3 separate regions of the Homo sapiens genome follow, and regions 2 and 3 are each linked to region 1. Evidence: chromatin contacts called from ENCODE Hi-C or POLR2A ChIA-PET data. All regions are on one chromosome and are shown on one strand. Each heading gives the region's core, a stretch centred on a gene start or an enhancer-like site at or near the end of the contact. The rest is flanking DNA. Distances are from core to core; before and after follow the strand shown.

Region 1 (5,074 bases), core at 1,186-3,685:
AAACCTAAATCAGTTCCCCTCCCATTTATAACCTCTCCTCCCACTTTTCCTTCGAGAGCCCTCATCCTAGTTTCTAACTAGAAACTGTTATGTGCAGCCACATATTTTTATCCCTCCTAGCATTTACCTCACATGAAGGCAGGGTCTGTGTCCCCTGAGTCTTGTATGACACCTGACCTTGAGCAGAAGCCCATCATGCACCTGTTGGCTGAGGGCACTGGTACCTCATCTCCCATGCTGGGCTCATCTCGGCCGGACCAAACATCTCTGGACTCCCAGGGCTGGCCAGGGCCAGCGCCAGGGTATACTGAAGCTCTCCAGGCAGCCACTGGCCATAATTCCTTTCTTTTTGAGACAAAGTCTTGTTCTTGCTCCCCATGCTGGAGTGCAGTGGCATGATCTCGGCTCACTGCAACCTCCACCTCCTGGGTTCAAGTGATTCTCCTGCCTCAGCCTCCCGAGTAGCTTGGATTACAGGCGCTGCCAACACACCTGGCTAAGTTTTGTAATTTTAGTAGAGACAGGGTTTCACCATGTTGGCCAAGCTGGTCTCGAACTCCTGACCTCAGGTGATCCGCCCGCCTCTGCCTCCCAAAGTGCTGGGATTACACGCGTGAGCCACCGTGCCTGGCCATAATTCCCTTTTTTGAGATAGGGTCTCGCTCTGTCACCCAGGCTGGACTGTAGTGTGCGATCACGGTTCACTGCAGCCTTGACCTCCCGGGATCAAGCGATCCTCCCACAAAAGCCTCCTGAGTAGCTGGAACTATAGGCACATACCATCACGCTCAGCTAATTTTTTGTATTTTTTTGTAGAGGCAGGGTTTTGCTATGTTGCCCAGGCTGGTCTCAAACTCCTGGGCTCAAGTGATCCACCCGCCTCGGCCTCCCAAAGTTCTGGGATTACAGGCATGAGCCCATGCCTGACCCCATACTTTCCTTTGGAAACACCTTACCTGGCAGACAAGAGCAGCCTGTCCTATTTCTCAGTAGTGTGGGAACCTCAAGGTACTTTGCAAAAACCGCATTTATATTTTACAGAAGAGGAAATTTTTCTTTCTGAAACCTTGCAACTGGTGAAGAAGCAACTTTTAGTAATTTGGGATGAAAATATCTAGGGCACTCAGCAGAGCAGAAAACATTTCTGGTTTTCAGTCAAAAGTCTGTCATGCCAGAAGCAGAAAAGCTCCAGAAAAGGGCAAAGATAGGGTTGATCAAGAGAATGTGGTGGGCCTCAGCAGCTTCACCATGCACTCCAGACTCCTAGCATTCATGGACAGACTGATCCTGCCACCACGCCCGGCTAATTTTTGTAATTTTAGTAGTGTGGCGTACAGAGCACCTGCCTCGGTGCCTGGCTCAGAGCAGCCCCCAGCTCTGGAAGTGCCAGCTATGATCATCCCTTAACAACAAAAACTCACCTGGGCATGGTGACTCACATCTGCAATCCCAGCACTTTGGGAGGCCAAGATGGGCAGATCACTTCAGGTCAAGAGTTTGAGACCAGCCTGACCAACATGGCGAAACCCCATCTCTATTAAAAACAAACAAAAAAATAGCCAGGCGTGGTGGTGGGCACTTGTAATCCCAGCTACTTGGGAGGCTGAGGCATGAAAATTGCTTGAACCTAGGAGGCAGAGGTTGCAGTGAGCCAAGATCATGCCACTGCACTCCAGCCTGGGTGACAGAGTGAGACTGTCTCAAGAAAACAAAACAAAAAACCCCAAAACTCTTCTCCTCCAGCTTCATCACCATCCTTGGATATTTCATTTCTCTGCCCACTGCCTGCCTCTGCATCCCTCAGGCTGTTAAGTTACATGAGCTGATACAGCCGCTTTGTGGCTTAAGTGACACTGAGCTGTGTTTCTGTCACTTATAACCCCAAAAGTCTACAGGTGGAGTTGCTGATGCGGGACACCCCCACAGCTCCATCTCCCATGCAAGAATCCTTGCTGTCCCCACTGTACCCTGATGCTCCTCTGCGGTCACCTTTCCATATCAAAACCTGTGACCGTGGCTCCAACCTGCCTGACGGTCCCACACTCTTTGACGCTGTTGAATCTGCTGTGCTTGGCAATCTCGCCCCCTGCTTCTCCTGCTATCTCTGGCCACCCTCCTCAGCTTCCTGTACCATGTCCCTGCCCCATACCAGGAGTCCTGGAGACCTCAGCCTTGACCCTGTCCTTGGGCCGGTGACTCTCTCTTTGGGGGCCTTAGCACAGCTGTGTTCTCGGTGCCGTTCACGTTCAAATCAAAGACTCCAGTCTGATGTTCAAGATCCTGCTGGGTCATTGGTTTGCTGTGACCCAACTGACCTGATTTCTTACCTTTCTCTCCCAGTCCACTCCTCCTTCCACATCCCCTAGGGCACGCTGTCACTTACCTGGCTGCCCAGGCCAAGAACAGAAAATCGTCCTTGGCTCCTCCTTCTCCCTCACACCCCATCGGTTTCACTTCCTGAACCTGGCTGGCACTCCATCGTCCCCTCTCCCTCACCAGAACCTGCCCTGACCCTCCCTCCACCTGCCTGCAGCCAGGGTCCTCCTTCTCCAATGCCAACCTGACTGTGTCCCTGCTGTGCAGCGACCTCCATGCCCACAACTGCCTTCAGGATCGAGTCCCAGCTCTCTTGGCTTCCCCAGGCCCTGGTCTCCCTGCCAGCCTTATTCCTTCCTAGCACCCTGCCTCTGCCAGCCTCCAGCCACATGGAACTTGCAGTTCTAGAGCGGACCACGCTCTCTTGCTTCCAGGACTCCGCATGGCCTGTCCCCATCCCATCTATCTTCCAGGTCTTACACCTAGATTTTACCTTCCCTGGGAGGCCTTCTTTAATTCTCCCTCACCCCAGTTGGGGTGTACGTCACACTGTCTTAACAACCACTGAGACACTGTCCCCACCACATTGGGCTGTGAACGCTGGGAGGGCAGAGACTCTTCCTCAGTCACAGGGAGAGGCTCAAGAAGTGGTTAAGAGGCCGGGCGCGGTGGCTCAAGCCTGTAATCCTAGCACTTTGGGAGGCCGAGACGGGCAGATCACCTGATGTCAGGAGCTCGAGACCAGCCTGACCAACAGGGTGAAACCCCATCTCTACTAAAAATACAAAAATTAGCCAGGCATGGTGGCACATGCCTGTAATCCCAGCTACCTGGGAGGCTGAGGCTGCAGTGAGCCAAGATTGCGCCCCTGCACTCCAGCCTGGGTGACAGAGCGAGACTCCATCTCAAAAAAAAGAAAAAAGAAATGGTTAATAAATGAATGGATTAACAAAATCTTAGGCACTACTCCTTCAAGGTAAACATATTGCTGACCTCTTTTACAGGTATTAGACCAGAAAAACTACCATCTGGGAGAGAAGGGGAAAGTGAAAAAGACAGACCTAGAAGCGAAGGAGAGAAAAGCATTTTGTGGATGCCTATTTTTACAGGCTCAGAAGCCGCCATCTGTGGGAGGGGGAAAGTCCCTAGTTCATTGTTATCTGACAATCGGAGAAAAAGGTACTTTTTAAGAAAGTCAGCCAACTCCCAACTCCCATGGCCTGATGTCCCTTCAGTTTGCATTTCCCTGTTCCCTCCCAGAGCTATTTTGGGGGACTTGATTTGCATATTAACCACCCTCACCCCAAAACTCTAAGACACAATGGCAGCAACGTGTATTACTATGGTTGCTTATTTTATCACACCTCATATCATCTCAGCATGCTGCTAACTTCCTTCCATGCACTATTTCATTTCAATTCCTAACAACCCTGAGGTTGAGGCCATCCTTTAGGGTCCTGGTGAGGGGGGGCCTTGTCCAAGGTCACACACTGTGGGGAACTGGAAAAGCAGGATCTGCCCCTGGGCTCCATGACTTGGAGACTATGTTCTAGAAAACACAGCTGACAGAAAGCCAGGCAGCCAGTGACCGGAGAGCCACCTGCTCAGAGGGTGGAGTAGGTGGAATTGTGCACACCCCCCTAACAATTCCTGTCCCCCTGGACCCTTAGAATGTGACCTTATTTGGAATGTAGGTCTTTGCAGATGTAACTAAAGATGATAAGATGAAATCATACTGGATTTAGGGTGGGCCCTAAATCTGGTGATTGGTGTCCTTACAAAAAGAGAAAAGGGGCCAGGCGCGGTAGCTCACGCCTGTAATCCCAGCACTTTGGGAGGCTGAGGTGGGTGGATCACTTGAGGTCAAGAGTTCAAGACTAGCATGGCCAACATGGCAAAACCCCGTCTCTACTAAAAATATAAAAATTGACCAGGTGCAGTGGCTCATGCCTGTAATCCCAGCACTTTGAGAGGCCAGGGTGGACAGATCGCCTGAGGTCAGGAGTTCAAGACCAGCCTGCCCAACACATTGAAAACCTGTCTCTACTAAAAATACAAAAATTAGCCGGGCGTGGTGGTGGGTGCCTGTAATCCTAGCTACTCCGGAGGCTGAAGCAGGAGAATCGCTTGAACTCGAGAGGCTGCAGTGAGCCGAGATCATGCCATTGCACTCCAGCCTGGGAGACTGAATGAGACTCGGTCTCAAAAACAAAAAAAGAGAAAAGGACACACAGAGGGTAAGGTCACGTGAAGGTCACAGAGGTCAGAATGATACGTCCACAAGCCAAAGACTGCAGACAACACCAGAGGCTGGGATGGAAGAGGCCTGGGACACATCTCCCCATCCCAAAGCGTCCAGGAGCCAGTCCTGCCAACACCTTGATTTTGGGCTTCTGGTTTCTGGAACTGGTGAGAATGAGTTCCTGTTGTTGAAGCCCCCCAGTTTGTAGTAGTTTGTCACAGCAGCCACAGGCAACCAGGACAGAGGGTGTGTGCCTGAGTTAGCCAGGATGGTCTGTAGGCCAGGTACTGTCTTTCCCTTTATCTTTCCGGGCCACACATTTGTCCTGGACTCCAAGGAGAAAGCCGACTTCTTCAGGGCCCAAAACCACTTGGAGAAAGCCCGATTCTGCAGCCAACAACAGCGACAGCGGCTCCTTTTGCTCAGAGCCCACCGGTCACATCACCTGCTGTCGCTTGATACTTTTAATGCTCCTAAGAAGTAGGCAGGAAGGGTAGGTGAAGTCTCTCCATTTTG
Region 2 (5,074 bases), core at 1,072-3,571, 120 kb before region 1:
CTGTCGCCCACGCTGGAGTGCAGTGGCGCGATTTTGGCTCACTGCAAGCTCCGCCTCCCAGGTTCACACCATTCTCTTGACTCAGCCTCCTAAGTAGCTGGGACCACAGGTGCCCACCACCACACCCGGCTAATTTTTTGTATTTTTAGTAGAGACAGGGTTTCACTGTGTTAGCCACGATGGTCTCAATCTCCTGACCTCATGATCCGCCCACCTCGGCCTCCCAAAGTGTTGGGATTACAGGCGTGAGCTGCCGCCCCTGGCCGAACAGGGGCTGATTTTAAATGTCAATGGTGACTGGGAAGGAGGCCTTCTAGTAACTAGAAAGATGCTGGCTATGAGCAGAAACGTAATAATACCCTCTCTGAGAGACTGCTTAGAAGGCTGGGTAAGTTCCCAGGAAATCATGTAACAAACAAACGTAGAGGCCTGGCCAAAGGATGCTCCATTAGCATACCACATAAACAAACCCTAAATACTTGGTTTTAAGTTTTCTAATACAAGATTATCGGGGATCTAATTTGTGCCAAGTTATTTCACCGACTAATCACCTGTTAGCAGTGTGGGGTGACCAAACACAACTTGAACTCATCACAGGTAATGAACTGAATTTTGCAGGCCAGACCATTTCTTTTCTTTCCTCTTGCTCTTCTTTCTTCTTTTACCAAATTTTAGAATCCCTCAACAATACAGTTTTAACTTTTTATGTTTCTAAACTTGAAATATATGGAATCAGACTGTCAGGTGGAATTCTGCAATGTTCTCTCTTCCCTTCACAACATGTTCCTGAGTAGAACATGCAGCTTTAAGTCGTTTCTTTTCACAATGCATTTTTCTACAACAGATAGACTTTTAGGTTGTCCCCAGTTCTCTGCTATTGGCAACATTTTGAGAACATTCTCATACCTATCTTTTGGTTCACGTATTGTGCAAGAGTTTCTCTAGTCTAGGGTAAACACCTAGAAGTGCAACTGCTGTGGCATACTATATGTTCATATTTAATACCAAATTGTTTTCCGAAGTGGCTGTACCTATCCACATTCCCTCCAAGCAGTACTACGTATTCTGGTTAGCCTATAGTTTCTCTTTTATTTTTTGGAGATGGAGTTTCACTCTTGTGGCCCAGGCTGGGGTGCAATGGCGCCATCTCGGCACACCGCAACATCCACCTCCCGGGGTTCAAGTGATTCTCCTGCCTCAGCCTCCCAAGTAGCTGGGATTACAGGCATGCGCCACCATGCCTGGCTAATTTTTGTATTTTTAGTAGAGATGGGGTTTCTCTATGTTGGTCAGGCTGGTCTCGAATTCCCGACCTCAGGTGATCTGCCCACCTCAGCCTCCCAAAGTGCTGGGATTACAGGCGTGAGCCACTGCGCCCAGCGGTTAGCCTATAGTTTCTCTATCACACTCTGCTTAGTAGGAAGAGCCTCAGAAAAAAGCTGGTCCGATAAATGATTTTCTTGGTTTTGTTTTTAACTATCTAGGGGGCTTCTTTAGAGGAAAACACATAAGATACCCACTTACCGAGCAAAGGGACTTTATTTTGCAGCAACTCACAGTAGCTTGTGGTGAGAATTCCAATGGGATTACTAGGTACGAACCGTCCTTCTTTTACTAAACGTTCACACGTCCGCATTAAAGTCCCTGAGAATTGAGATGGATCAACTCCATAGTCTCTCCAGCCTCCTACACCATCTGCAACCCCTGAAGAAAAAACAAAAATTACAGTAAAAGAACAATCTTACCAACTTCTCAGGAATTCTTACCTCTGTTTTCTCCTAACAGTTAATTTCACTACATGCTACTACATACATTCACTCCAAAATTCAGAATAAAAAGCACTCACGTTTAATGTATTCTACACTAACACTCCTAAGCCACATTCACTACTTAGAATTTGGCCTTTCATATATTGATGAATAAACTTTTGAGCTACCACAGGGTGGCATTGCCTACCAGCCAAGAGTTCAATTTCAGCAGGATTAGCATCTGTGTATAGACATATTTGTGTCATTAATACTTTGTCTTTTATAAGAATGAAAATTGATTTTTAAGCAAAGTGCTGATGCTAGTGACGATACAATTCAGTCAGAGCTGGAGATCACAAAGAACATCAAAAGCGGCAACCTTTTAACTCCAAACATTGGTCAATCGCTGGGAAATAAAGAACAAAACTGAGAACATATCCCATCCCCTCTCCTTCTACCCTGTAGAGGGCGGTACTGTACAATACAACAGCCATTCCTTACATGGTTACTGAGCACCCGAAATGAGGGAAGCCCAACTTGAGACATGCTCTAAGTATAAAACATACAGTGGGCCGGGCGCGGTGGCTCACGCCTGTAATCCCAGCACTCTGGGAGGCCGAGGCGGGCGGATCACGAGGTCAGGAGATCGAGACTGTCCTGGCTAACTCAGTGAAACCCCGTCTCTACTAAAAATACAAAAAATTAGCCAGGCGTGGTGGCAGGCGCCTGTAGTCCCAGCTACTTGGGAGGCTGAGGGAGGAGATTGGTGTGAACCCGCGAGGCAGAGCTTGCAGTGAGCCAAGATCGTGCCACTTCACTCCAGCCTGGGCAATGGGGCGAGACTCCGTCTCAAAAAAACAAACAAACAAACAAAACCACACACAGTGGATTTTGAAAACTTAGTATGAAAAAAAGTAAAATCTCTTTGGGAGGCTGAGGCAGGTAGATCACCTGAGGTCAGGAGATCGAGACCAGCCTGACCAACATGGTGAAACCCCGTTTCTACTAAAAATACAAAAAATTAGATGGGTGTGGTGGCAGGCAACTGAAATCCCAGCTACTCAGGAGGCTGAGGCTGGAGAATTGCTTGAACCTGGGAAGTGGAGGTTGCGGTGAGCCGAGATCGCGCCATTGCATCCCACCCTGGGCAACAAGAGTGAAACTCCATCGCTCTGTCACCAGGCTGGAGCAGTGGCGTGATCTCGGCTCACCGCAACCTCTCCGCCTCCTGGGTTCAAGGGATTCTCCTGCCTCAGCCTCCCGAGTAGCTGAGACTACAGGTGCGTGCCATCACGCCTGGCTTTTTTGTATTTTTAGTAGAGAAGGGGTTCACCGTGTTAGCCAGGATGGTCTCATCTCCTGACCTCATGATCTGCCAGCCTCGGCCTCCCAAAGTTCTGGGATTACAGGCATGAGCCACTGCGCCCGGCCCCCAAAATCTCTAATTTTTATATTCATTACTTACATACTGAAATTGTATTTTGGGCCAGGCATGGTGGCTCATGCCAATAATCCCAGCACGTTGGGAGGCCAAGGTGGGAGAATCACTTGGGCTCAGGAGTTCAAGACCTGCTTGGACAACACAGTGAGTCCCTGACTCTACTAAAAATAAAAAAATTAGCCAGGCATAGTGGTGTGCACCTGTAGTCCCAGCTACTCAGGAGGCTGAGGCGGGAGGACTGCTTGAGCCCCAGTGGTTGGGGCTACCGTGAGCCATGATTACGCCACTGCACTCCAGCGTGGGTGGATCAGCAAGACCTGGTCTCAAAAAATGAAACAGAAAAAGAATATTTTAGATATAATGCACCAAAGAGAATGCATTATCAAGACTGAGCTCACCTTTCTTTATTTACCTATTTTTTTTGAGACAGAGTCTCGCTCTGTCGCCCAGGCTGCTGGAGTACAGTGGCGTGATCTCAGCTCATGGCAACCTCTGCCTCCCAGGTTCAAGTGATTCTCCTGCTTCAGCCTCCCTAGCTGGGACTACAGGTGCTCGACACCACACCTGACTTGCATTTTTAGTAGAGACAGGGTTTTGCCATGTTGGCCAGGCTGGTCTCAAACTCCTGACTTCAAGTGATCTGCCCATCTCGGCCTCCCAAGGTGCTGGGATTATAAGCATCGGCCACTGCATCCGGCCAAATTTCACCTTTTAAAAAATTAACTATTATTATTTTTAGAGACAGTGGCTTGTTCTGTTGTCCAGGTTGGAGTGTAGTGTTACAATCACAGCTCATTGCAGTCTTGAACTCCCAGGCTTAAGTGATCCTCCTACCTCAGCCTCCTGAGTAGCAAGGACTACGGGGTCATGCCACCACACCCAGCTAGTTTTTGTTTGTCTGGCAATACAGAGTCAGGATCTCACTGTATTGCCCAGGCTTATTTTGAACTCCTGGGCTCAAGTGATCCTCCTGCCTCAGCCTCCCAAAATGCTTGGATTACAGGCGTGAGCCACCATGCCTGGCCTCTTTTTATTTTTAGTTAATATGAATATTAGGAAATTTAAAATTACATATGTGGCTCACATTATATTTCTACTGGATAGTACTAGTATAGAGATTTTCGTAGGCCCAAAGAGTTGCTGATGAGTTCAGAGTCTGCTTAGAGCTCCTTTATCAAGAGGAAATTAGTGTTTATGAAAGTCAATAAAATATCAAAGCCATCATACAATCTTCTACTCAAACTCTTGCAAAACACCAAGCTATTCTTTCCAACACTAAAACCAATTTCTATCTACTAAATTCAAAGACACTGAGAGAAAATGTCAAAAATATACATTATTAAGGCTTTAAATGGCCTTTCTGGAAGGATCCATAAGAAATATTAGCAATGGTTGCTTTAGAAATAAGGAACTGAAAACGATCCATGAACAAAATGGGAATTTTTGCCTTTTACTTCATACCATTCTGTATTAATTTTATTTTTATCATGAGCATGTATCATATGATTTTTTAAAACAGGGATTTTTTAATTTTTAAAACTTTCTGAGCATGAAACATCCTTCCCATACACACATTTATTTTTTGTACATTCAACTTTAAGAATGTATTTGGTACAAAAGTAGCAGAGTGCCTATATATACATCCCTGAAAAATTGGCTTAACATGAATTGGACATGTGAAACTATTTCTCTGGGGATGGCAGTTAACAAAAAGAAAGGGAACACATCGTGAAAAAGTAAGAGGAAACAGAATTGGAAGACATAAAGAAGGCAACAAATAGTGTATCACCACTGGGACAGCAACTTTCCCCACCTATGTGACCAACCAATAAACCAAATTTCATGACAGGGCAATTCCAAATTAGCTAATTAAAGTAATAAAAAC
Region 3 (5,074 bases), core at 1,345-3,844, 110 kb after region 1:
AAAAAAAAAAAAAAAAAAAAAGAAACTAACACTTACTCTTCAAATGTAAACTCCATATTAATTCAGAGCAGGGGCTGGGCCTTGCAATGGGTAGGGCAGAGAAGCAGGTATCGAATTGTCTGATTGGTTTCTCCTCTGGCCCCCAAACTAACAAAACAACACCCCCACCCCCAAAAGGCTGTGGATGAGGACGGGCACAGTGGCTCATGCCTGTAATCCTAGCACTTTGGGAAGCTGAGGTGGGCAGATCACATGAGGTCAGGAGTTCAAGACCAGCCTGGCCAACATGGTGAAACCCCATCTCTACTAAAAATACAAAAATTAAGCTGGGCACGGTGGCTCACACCTGTAATCCCAGCACTTTGGGAGGACGAGACGAGCGGATCACGAGGTCAGGAGTTCAAGACCAGCCTGGCCAACATGGTGAAAACCCGTCTGTACTAAAAATACAAAATTAGCCAGGCGTGATGGCAGGCACCTGTAATCCCAGCTACTCAGGAGGCTGAGGCAGGAGAATCACTTGAACCTGGGCAGCAGAGGTTGCAGTGAGCCAAGATCGAGCCACTGCACTCTAGCCTGGGCGATAGAGTGAGACTCTGTCTCAAAAAAAAAAAAAAAAAAAAGCCAGGTGTGGTGGTGCACACCTGTAATCCCAGCTACTCAGGAGGCTGAGGCAGGAGAATCACTTGAACCGGGGAGGTGGAGGTTGCGGTGAGCCGAGATCATGCGACTGCACTCCAGCCTGGGTGACAGACCAAGACCCAAAACTCCGTCTCAAAAAGAAAAAAAAAAAAAAAAAAAGGGCTGTGAATGAGATGGGCTTGTATTATCCCATTGGAACCTGGCTTTTCCAGGACTTTCTTCTGACTATACTCATCTCTGAGGCGGGTCCCTGTGAATGGTTTTCTTGTCCTGTCATCCACAGGGTTAATCCCTTGAGGGATGTGTTCAGATTGCTGCTTGGCTGCTTCCTGGCTGTGTGACCTTGGGCAAATGACTTCACTTCTCTGAGCTTCAGTTTCCTCCTCTGCAAAATGGAGGTAAGAATAGTGCTTAGCTCATGCAACTGTTGTGAAGGAATGGAAGAGATAAGCAATGGGAAGTGTTTAGCCTGCAACCTCATCTTAGAGCACCTGATACAATCGAACTATCATTACCATTCTCAGATAATTTTTTAAAATAGTGTCTCCTCAAGCAACTGTTTAGAACAGCGCTATCCATTAGAAATAGAATTCAAGGCCGGGCACGGTGGCTCACGCCTGTAATCCCAGCACTGTGGGAGGCCAAGGCGGATGGATCCCTTGAGGCCGGGAGTTCGAGACCAGCCTGGCTAACATGGTGAAACCCCCTCTCAACTAAAAATACAAAAATTAGCCAGGTGTGATGGTGGGCGCCTGTAGTCCCAGCTACTTGGGAGGTTGAGGCGGGAGAATCGCTTGAATCTGGGAGGCAGAGGTTGCAGGGAGCCAAGATCTCGCCACTGCACTCCAGCCTGGGCAACAGAGTGTGTTTAAAAAAAAAAAAAAAGAATTCAAACCACATATGGACTTTTAATTTTTCCAGTAGCCTCATTAAAAAAGCTGAAGTTAATTTAAATGATATATTTAATTTAACCTGATATATTTTAAAAATGACCATTTTAACACGTAATCAATATAAAGAAAGCATTCTGGTCGGGCACAGTGGCTCATGCCTGTAATCCTGGCACTTTGGGAGGCCGAGTCGGGTGGATCACCTGAGGTCAGGAGTTCAAGACCAGCCTGGCCAACATGGTGAAACCCCGTCTCTACTAAAAATACAAAAATTAGCCGGGCACGGTGGTAGGCACCTGTAATCCCAACTACTTGAGAGGCTGAGGCAGTAGAATAGCTTGAATCTGGGAGGTGGAGGTTATAGTGAGCCAAGATCATGCCATTGTACTCCAGCCTGGGTGACAAGACAGTCCATCTCAAAAAAAAAAAGAGAGAGAGAAAAAAAAGAAAGTATTTCAAGGCTAGGTGCAGTGGCTCATGCCTGTAATCCTAGCACTTTGGGAGGCCAAAGTGAGAGGATTGCTTGAAGCCAGGAATTTGAGACCAGTCTGGGCAACATAGTGAAACCCTGTTTCGAAAGAAAGAAAAGAAAGAAAGAAAGAAAGAAAGGAAGGAAGGAAGTAAAGAAAATTAGCTAGAAGTGATTACACATACACAAGTCCCAGCTACTTGTGAGGCCATTACAGCTTGGGTGACAGAGTGAAACCCTGACTCATAGAAATAAGAAAAAAAAGAAAGAAGGAAGGAAAGAAAATGAATGAAAGAAAGAAAGAAAGAAAAGAAATTAATTTAGCACCATAGGAAAGGTTTTTTTTAAAAAAGCATGAGCTATGTTATCCTCTTTTTTTTTTTTTGTATAAGGCTACAAAATCTGGTATTTTGCACTTATATCCCATCTCAGTTCGGACAAGCCACATTTCAAGGGCCCAAAACCCCATTTGGTGAGTGGCAGCCATATTGGATAGAGACAGCCCACCTTCTCTGGTTTTGTCTCTGCAGATAGCCAAGGAAACCTAATTATGCATCCAACTCTCTGGCCCATTGGCTGAGTCACCTGCCGGGAAGCTTTCAGAATATTTATAGGTAACTGATCTACAGAAAACAGAAAGTGATACCATCTCCAGCCCCCACAACCTTTCTTCAGTCTCAAGTTTGCCGTCTCAGCTACTGTTTTCTAGAGGCCCAGTGGGAAGAGTATGCAAAGTGGCAGTAAAGTACATATGTAAACGTGTAGGCAAAAGGCTGAGAGGATTCTTACCAAACTACTCACAGTGGAAAATAAGAGTAATGTCCAAGCAGAGTTTAGTTTTGTCAGTCATGCCCTAATTTTGTTTTTGTTTTTTAGAATGTATTCATTCACATATTACTTGTGTAAGTGAAAGTCAATTGATATATATATAGAGATAATAGTAAAGAAAAGTAACCATGATTTGCGGTAAATCCCCAAGAAGTTTAATGGAAAGCAGTGAGTGCAGAGATTACAAGGTGGACTCTGGGGCCGGCTGCCTGCCTTTGCATCCTAGCCCTGCTGTCTACTAGCTGTGTGACCTTGGGCAAGGTTCTCTTGCTTTCTGGGCCTCAGTTTCCTCATCTATAAACTAAGGATAATGATGGGACCTATGTTACAAGGTTGTCACAATGATTTGATGAGCAGGTGTAAGGTGTTAAGATGGGATCTGGAACACAGAGTCTCAGCTGTAATAACTAAAATAATTAGTATTATCACTGTTTTTGGTGGAAGAGTAAGTAGCAAGAAACTCTCTTGGTGAAAATACAAGAGCTGCGGTGGCTCACGTCTGTAATCCCAGCACTTTGGGAGGTCGAGGCGGGCAGATCACTTGAGGTCAAGAGTTTGAGACCAGCCTGGCCAACATGATGAAACCCTATCTCTACTAAATATAGAAAAAATTTGCCAGGCGCGGTGGCGCACCCCTCTAGTCGTAGCTACTCAGGAGGCTGAGGCAGGAGAATCGCTTGAACCTGGGAGGCGGAGGTTGCAGTGAGCTGAGATCACGCCACTGCATTCTAGCCTGGGCGACAGAGCGAGACTCCATCTCAAGAAGAAAAAAAAAGGAAATAATATGCTGGAGTGAGAGCTGCAAGACCAGCTGCTAAGCCTGGATCTGCCATTACCTAATTTGTGTAAACTTGGGCCTCAGTTTTGTACTAATTCTAACAACAACATACATTTTCTAGTCCTTACTATCATTTCGGAACTCTACATGTCTCGTTTCATCAGATCTTCACAACACCCCTCTGAGAGAGAGATACTGTTGTTGTTGTTGTTATTATTACTATCTTGAGACGGAGTCTCGTTCTGTCGCCCAGGCTGGAGTGCAATGGCACGATCTCGGCTCACTACAACCTCTGCCTCCCGGCTTCAAGTGATTCTCCTGCCTCAGACTGCCGAGTAGCTGGGATTACAGGTGCCCGCCACCACACCCAGCTAATTTTTGTATTTTTAGTAGAGACGGGGTTTCACCATGTTGGTCATGCTGGTCTCGAACTCCTGACCTCAGGTGATCCCCTGCTTCAGCCTCCCAAAGTGCTAGGATTACAGGTGTGAGCCACCACGCCTGGTCGAGATACTGTTATTATTACCATTCTATAGATAAGGAAACCGAGGCTCAGAGAGCTGACACGGCTTGCCCAAGTCGGCAGCTTCTAAGTCCCAGGAAAGGGATTTGAACTCAGTGTTGTCTAGCCGACATGAGAGGCTGAGGCAATGCTCTCTGCACCATGCAGCCCCATGTGTGAGGTCTTTTCCAGCTTTGCTTTGTCTGTGATGCTGGCAGTTGAGTTGCATGATAAGAGCTAGGAGTTTGGGGTTGGAGTACAGGTTCTTTTGAGCTTTTGGACCCTAGAGTTCTTTCATCTGTATAATGGGGCCAAGAACAATGCAGTGCCCTGAATTTGAGTTTTGTATTTGCTTTTGTTTTTGTTTTTTTGAGACAGGGTCTTGCTGCATCGCCCAGGCTTGAGTGTAGTGGTGTGATCTCGGCTTACTGTAACCTCCACCTCCTGGGTTCAAGCAATTCTCCCACCTCAGCCTCCTGAGTAGTTGGGATTACAGGTGCCCACCACCATGCCAGGATAATTTTTGTATTTTTAGTAGAGAAGGGATTTCATCATGTTGGTCAGGCTGGTCTCGAACTCCTGGTCTCAAGCAATCCACCCACCTTGGCCTCCCAAAGTGCTGGGATTACAGGTGTGAGCCACCATGATTGGCGCTGAATTTGAGGGTTTTCTTTCCAGCTCTCTCCAGGGCTTTCTTTAGACTTTCTTCCTCATTTTGTCTCATCTTTCCAAACACCTCACTCACAAGATCACTTGAAGATCACAGGAAGCCAGTGGAAGGTATCTGAGATGATTAAACAGCACCAGGTTTTTTAGCTATGTTATGTAAGAAGAGGAAAAGAGGGAAGTTGCAGGGGAAGAAATTTGAATCAGATTACATTAAAGGATACAAGTGGGGCTTTCAGACAATGGTGACTTTTGCACAGGGTCTCATGAGGCAACACACGGGGGCACACACCTGCGTG

Evidence for each region. Hi-C counts contacts between places; a loop is a spot of excess contacts on that map. ChIA-PET counts read pairs that join two places held with the same protein, here RNA polymerase II (POLR2A). Pooled maps may share reads with other maps.
Region 2: a pooled map shows a loop between it and region 1 (1.8-fold over the local background). The contact joins two enhancer-like sites. A Hi-C loop is called at or near these places in 1 of 168 maps with a recorded cell type or tissue (B cell) and 4 of 50 pooled maps. POLR2A ChIA-PET finds 5 or more read pairs at or near these places in 2 of 52 experiments (A673 and CD4-positive, alpha-beta T cell).
Region 3: a loop to region 1 is called in a map with no recorded cell type, with 18 times the contacts of the local background. The contact joins two enhancer-like sites. A Hi-C loop is called at or near these places in 9 of 37 single-sample maps with no recorded cell type and 9 of 50 pooled maps. POLR2A ChIA-PET finds 5 or more read pairs at or near these places in 2 of 52 experiments (WTC11 and activated T-cell).

Annotation. Positions count from the first base shown.
Region 1 is chr12:110,666,801-110,671,874 of GRCh38, forward strand. All of the region lies in intron 3 of HVCN1 (hydrogen voltage gated channel 1), which reads right to left. LOC124903017 (a long non-coding RNA gene) reads left to right here. Exons shown (of 2, transcript XR_007063460.1): 2 at 3,321-5,074. Among named protein-coding and RNA genes, the nearest start is that of HVCN1, 20 kb to the right of the region's middle. RefSeq lists enhancers at 2,222-2,321, 3,372-3,511. Within about 2 kb of position 2,436, at least 5 of the 41 ENCODE cell types and tissues checked have a DNase peak (open chromatin) inside an H3K27ac peak, as active enhancers do.
Region 2 is chr12:110,550,265-110,555,338 of GRCh38, forward strand. It overlaps PPTC7 (protein phosphatase targeting COQ7), which reads right to left. Exons shown (of 6, transcript NM_139283.2): 2 at 1,525-1,704. Among named protein-coding and RNA genes, the nearest start is that of PPTC7, 31 kb to the right of the region's middle. Within about 2 kb of position 2,322, at least 2 of the 41 ENCODE cell types and tissues checked have a DNase peak (open chromatin) inside an H3K27ac peak, as active enhancers do.
Region 3 is chr12:110,774,022-110,779,095 of GRCh38, forward strand. No RefSeq gene overlaps it. Among named protein-coding and RNA genes, the nearest start is that of PPP1CC, 34 kb to the left of the region's middle. RefSeq lists an enhancer at 2,437-2,776. Within about 2 kb of position 2,595, at least 2 of the 41 ENCODE cell types and tissues checked have a DNase peak (open chromatin) inside an H3K27ac peak, as active enhancers do.